2 separate regions of the Homo sapiens genome follow, and region 1 is linked to region 2. A link is a contact called in ENCODE Hi-C or POLR2A ChIA-PET data. All regions are on one chromosome and are shown on one strand. Each heading gives the region's core, a stretch centred on a gene start or an enhancer-like site at or near the end of the contact. The rest is flanking DNA. Distances are from core to core; before and after follow the strand shown.

What was found. Hi-C counts contacts between places; a loop is a spot of excess contacts on that map. ChIA-PET counts read pairs that join two places held with the same protein, here RNA polymerase II (POLR2A). Pooled maps may share reads with other maps.
Region 1: a map with no recorded cell type shows a loop between it and region 2 (3-fold over the local background). The contact joins the promoter of SPNS2-AS1 here to the promoter of P2RX1 in region 2. A Hi-C loop is called at or near these places in 1 of 37 single-sample maps with no recorded cell type and 1 of 50 pooled maps. POLR2A ChIA-PET finds 5 or more read pairs at or near these places in 1 of 52 experiments (activated B cell).

What each region holds. Positions count from the first base shown.
Region 1 is chr17:4,497,485-4,500,184 of GRCh38, forward strand. SPNS2-AS1 (SPNS2 antisense RNA 1) reads right to left here and starts at 1,251. Exons shown (of 3, transcript XR_001752763.2): 1 at 667-1,251; 2 at 58-231. It overlaps SPNS2 (SPNS lysolipid transporter 2, sphingosine-1-phosphate), which reads left to right and starts at 1,397. Exons shown (of 13, transcript NM_001124758.3): 1 at 1,397-1,933. The coding sequence starts at 1,564. RefSeq lists silencers at 1,190-1,249, 1,260-1,409, 1,470-1,519 and enhancers at 1,561-2,196, 2,197-2,700.
Region 2 is chr17:3,915,069-3,917,962 of GRCh38, forward strand. It overlaps P2RX1 (purinergic receptor P2X 1), which reads right to left and starts at 1,397. Exons shown (of 12, transcript NM_002558.4): 1 at 1,021-1,397. The coding sequence starts at 1,157. RefSeq lists an enhancer at 501-570.

The sequences.
Region 1 (2,700 bases), core at 1-2,500, 580 kb after region 2:
AGGGGGGCGGGGGGGGTGCCTCGTGCTGTGTCACCCGTTGGCTATGCCATGACTCACTGTGGCCGAAAGCTTCACCAGATGCACCTGCCTGTGGACGTGGGGTCCGGAAAAGCCTCTAGCGGGGAGTGAGCTCCAGCCCTCGGGGATGATGCCAGAGCCTGGGGCAGCTCCAGCCCTGCCACAGCTTCACTGCCTGTTCGTAATGGGTCACGTCCGTGCCCTGGGACTTGTCTGTGAAACACAGGGAATGATTAACTGGTTTCCGAGGGTTTGTCCAGTTCTAACATTCTGTCCTCTGCACTTTATACAGGATTTTAATTTCGATTTTAATTCCCCAAACAGGTGAATGGGGGAGGGAAGGGGGAGATCGTCACAGAGCCACAGCACCTCTAAGGAGGGGTGAAACCGTGATGGGATGTCAGGAACACAGAAGCACCCCAACCACTCTCCATAGGAGGCAGACCCCCGCCCCGTCCCACCAAGGGGAGGTGACCACCCGTGGATTTCCAGACTGAATCCCATCCTGCCATCTGCCCCCAGATACAGAAATGGAGGCCCAGAGAGTGGGTGTCATGTTCAGGATCATGCCACACACCAGGGCAGAGCTGAGCTAGGACCCAGCCTCCTGTCTGCCACTGGGGGCTTTGTACCCTCTCTAGCACATACCTGGAAGTCTGAAGCTTGGAGATGTGGTCCCTCAGGAGGGAAAGCCCCTTCTGAATATCCTGTTTCTGTTGGGCCCCAATCACAGCCCTTGCTCTCCCCGCCAGGGGCTGCGGGCCACTCTGTGGGGCAAGGGTAGGGTCCGGGTGCCCACACAGGAATGGGCCCGGGGTAGGTTGGGGGCTGGATCTGGGTTGCCCTGGGGAGGTGGGAGACACAGCCCACCATGACTGGTGGAGGTCTAGGTTCTGGGCCCTCCCTGAACTGGTTAAATCCGGGCGTGTGAGTATCGGAGGAGCCACCGGCTCTCCAACTGGCGCCCCTGACTTTAGCCATCTGAGACTCCTCTCTCCAGTTCTCCCAGATACGCTAGGCTCAAGCCCTCAGCCCGGCTCCCAGAGCCTCCGCCGGGAGTCCACGCCCGAGGCAGGGGTTGGGTGAAGGGTACTGAGTAGGTGCTGGGAGCCCCGTCACCAGCACCCTGCTCCCAGCTCCGTAGCCAGAGCAAACCCTCTCCCGCTCCCCGCGGGCGTTCGCGGCCGGTCGGCCCCGGCGTGACTGCGCCCCCATTGGCAGGAGGGGCTCTGCCGCCCGGGCCCCCAGTCCCCGGGCCCCCCACCCCCAGGGCAGCACGTGCGGGGCGGGGCTGTGGCCCGAGCCCGGAGCTGATTGGGCGCGGGCCTGGTGGGCGGGGCCGGGCCGCAGCTGTCAGAGCCGCGGCGGCGAACGAGGCGCAGCGAGCTGAGCGGTGGCAGCGCCGCAGCCGGGGCCGGAGCGCAGGAGCCGACGGGGCCCGACCAGGATGGTGCAGTGGCGGCTCCGCGGCGCACGCACGCGCTGAGCGGGCCCAGCCTGGGCCCCGCGCCCCCCGCGCCCCCCGCCGCCCCGATCCGGGCCGGCATGATGTGCCTGGAATGCGCCTCGGCGGCGGCGGGCGGCGCGGAGGAGGAGGAGGCGGACGCGGAGCGGCGGCGCCGGCGCCGGGGGGCGCAGCGAGGGGCTGGCGGTAGCGGTTGCTGCGGGGCGCGGGGCGCGGGCGGCGCTGGAGTCTCGGCCGCGGGCGATGAGGTGCAGACGCTGTCGGGCAGCGTAAGGCGGGCCCCGACCGGACCCCCCGGCACCCCCGGCACCCCCGGCTGCGCAGCTACTGCAAAGGGCCCCGGCGCTCAGCAGCCCAAACCGGCCAGCTTGGGCCGCGGGCGGGGGGCAGCCGCCGCCATCCTCAGCTTGGGCAACGTGCTCAACTACCTGGACAGGTACACCGTGGCAGGTGAGCGAGTGCCCCACCCAGCCCGAGGACCAAGACCCCACCCCATCCCACCACCCGCCTCGAGGGAGGTACCCCAGAGAGCTTTTGGTCTCAGGCCTGCTATCTCCAGGCCCTACGTGAGGTCCCTACGGACCCTCTGCTCAGGCACAACTGGGCAAGGGATGCCTCCGTGCACCACGGGTACAATCCAGCTCCCCGCTCATACACACCCGGGGCCAAGGGATAGAGGAGTCCCCACCCCTGGAGCAGCCCGCGCGTCCTCTCCAGCCCTTGACGGCCCATCCGTTGTCCTCCTCTCCAAGAGTCTCCTCTGCGTCTCTCTGTCTCCTTGTCTCTGCGCCCCCTCCGACCCCAGCTGCCGGTTCCCGGGCCTCCTTCCCTTCCCTTCCCCCAGCCCAGGTCGTCTGTCCGTCCATGGCCCGTCAGTTCCTTCCTTTCTCCGCCGCCTCCACCCCCCTGCGTGCGTGCGGCGAGTGCGCGCGCCCCTTGCGGGTGTGCGCTAGGGAGACCGGGTGTGTGTGCGCGTGGCGGCGCGGTTGTGTGTGAGCGCGTGGCTGACAAAGGCTCCGGGCTGCGGGGAGCGGAGGGAGGGGCGGGGCGGGTCCGCGGCGCCTGGGGACCCAGGCTGCGGTTTGCAGCTGGCCCTGTACAGAGGCCTGGAGACGCCTCCCCCTGCTCTATGGTGCTTGGGGTGTAGGGTAGGGCGCAGGCCTCTGGAGCTAGAGACGTGGAGCCTCATCCTCAGGGAGCATCTCTGGGAATCAGCC
Region 2 (2,894 bases), core at 147-2,646:
TGGTAAAAATGGGGAGGGTAGAGCTCTCAGAATCACACGGCAAAGGCAGGCAGGGGCTACTGGGCACCCCTAGGACCCCAGCAGGGGCTGAGCCCCCTCCAGTGGCCCTGGGGCCTCCAGGAGACCTCTGCAGAGTCACTGTGAGTGGACAAGATGCACCACACACAGGGGACACACACTGGCCACCCAGACACTTGGCCACAGGGCAGACATGGGCACAGCCATATGTACACATAAGGGTACCCACATGTGGGCACTCAGCACCAGGGACACACACCCAGACACATATAGGCACAGAGCTCCATATGCACACTCACAAGTGTGCCAGCCTCTGCCAGGCCTGTCTTGGCTCCCGAGACAACCATACTGCAGGAGCGTCCCACGCTGCCTCTGATTCTGCACTCCCAGCCCGGTGGGACAGGTCCGGAGATGCCCAGAAAGGAACTATCATCCCTGGGACCAGAACCAATCTCTGTCCTCCGCCTGACATGCCAACATGAAGGCACCAGGTATTCAGAATGTGAGAGTTTCTCTGCTCCGGGGGCCTCAAACGTCCCTGGATGTCCCTTGCTCAGGCAGGGAAGCTGGCAGCAGAGTCTGTCTCTCTCTAACTTGTCATATGGGGTGACGGGTGTGGGGTATGGCCTCTGTGTGTCAGTGGCGGCCTGGTTTGGCAGGCGGTCAGAGGTCGAGGACTCAGTGGCTGTGGTTGGTGGTGCCCTGGCCCTGAACACCACTAACCACTCAAAGGAACCATAACACTGAGCCGGCTCCTCAGAACCCAGAGACTCTGCCTCCTGTTCACCGAAGGCCCCCGGGCAGGGCTTCCCCTCCGGCCTCGTCCCCATCTCAACAGCGAGTTGGCAGGATTTTCTATTCTCGCACAGTGGCTTGCCAGGAAGGCCTTCCCCTGGATGGAGAGGAAGAGGGGCTCGCTGGTGTCACGCAAGGGATGTCAGAGTCTGGAGGACAGGCCCGGGGTAGGGGCTGGTGCAGGCAGCGGGAGGCGCCCGGACTCACCCGATGACGTAGACCAGGACCACCAGCTGGATCAGTCGGAAGATAACGCCCACCTTCTTATTACGCACCAGCACCATGCGGGGGGTGTCATACTCGAAGAGGAAGGCGGCCAGCTCCTCCTGGAACCGCCGTGCCATGGTGGGCCGGCTGGGGCTCAGAACTGAGCCCCCTGCACGGCCTCTGCTCTCAGGGTGAGCCGGGTGCCACCACCCACGTCGATGGTAGAGCTTCTGGGGGCTTCCTGGCCCCTTAGGAAGAGCAGGGCGGTGCAGGTGGAGCCAGAGGACAGGAGCCAGAGGTCAGCTGGAGGCACTTGGGTTGGAGAGAGAATCCCTGGGTGATCAGAGCAGCTCTTGGCCCCTGGAAGGCAACAGACTGCAGGCCAGCCTCGCCCATGGACAAATAAATTCCCAAAGATAGATGGGGCGGGGCTGGTGGGGCCACCCAGGCCCAGCCCCACTGCCCCTCCTGGCTCTGCGTGGGCCTTGTTGGGCCTCCGGAAACAGGAGTTGTTGGCAGGAAACCACAGGCCACCCGTCACAGGGGCAAAGATAAAGCTCTCAGTCGACTCCTCAAGTTATCCTCCCCCCAAAACCTGGCAAGATGGAGCTCTGGCCAGGGCCTGGGGGAAGCTGGAGTCTCCTCAGATTAGGGGACTCCCCGCGACTCCCCTCCACTGCCAAAATGAGACCTCCATCCCCAGCCCCATCCACCACCCTCCACCCTCCCCCACCAGGGTTGGCTGCTTCGTCCCTGGGGGTCTGCAGCGAGCAAGGCAGAGAGGAAGGAGGCTCTGAGTTCCAGCCTGGCCTGTGCCCGGTCAACCTCGGTGCTGAGCTGGCATCTCTATCCCCCAGCTCTCCTCTCCCACTGTCTGTCCTGCCGGGGCCACCATCAGAGGGAGAGAGGTGGCAGGTGCCCAGCCAAGACCAGCACCACATCCGTCACCAGTGCCATGGGGGGCCCAAGACCAGCCGAGAGAGCCTGACCTCGGAGATCCCTGGCTCTGCCACTTCTTGGCTGTGGGGGCTGGGTGTCACCTTGCCTCTCCGAGCCTGCTTCCTCATCTGTAAATTGGGGTAATAAGGGCTGTTCCTTCTAGGTCGAGGCTCACAGGGGATGGGTCTCAGCAACACGGGACAGAGAACTGGAGGCCACCATTGAGTCTGGGGCACAGCACCTCTGCAGTCCCTGCCTTCCCTTCCCACCCCCAGCTCGGGCCCTGAACACAGGGGTTTGGGGTGGGCAGAGGGTCCCACGTTGGCTCCTCAGAGCTGGAGGCCTCCCCAGCCCCACCCCTCGTTTTGAAGATGAGAAAACCAAGCTCAGAGAAGAGAAATGAGTTGCCCAAGCTCACCCGGGGTGGTACTGGAGGTTCAAGCTGGAAGCAGGGGCCTCCCTGGCGAGCCCCCACGGCCCTGTCGTCGGAGCCGCCCCACCCTTAAGGCTGATAAGGAGTCTTCTTGCTGGCGAGCCATGAGCTGGAAGTGCTCTGGGCAGGGAGCCAGGCCCTGGGGCTGGGAATCCCGGCAGCCTGTCTGAATGGGGGTCACCCACAGAGGGCTGCCCATGGCCCCTTCCAGCACCCAGGTCAGTCTCTCCTTGTCAAGTAGATCAGCCTCACCCCTCGCGGAGTTTCTGCTAATCCAGTGGGTGTCATGGGCTTTTCTAAAGAAAATCCAGAGATGCTGGGAGCCAGAACTGTGGTGGCCACGTCTCCCCTTGGCCTGACCTTGACCCTAGACAGTTCCTTTCCCAGCTGCCCCTGTGGCCATTGGAATGGGAGGCACCAGGACACAGCTGCTTGTGATGGGGAGTGGGGTGGGTGCTGAGACTGTGTGGGCCATTCTGGGTCCCTTTTCAGCCACCCTTCT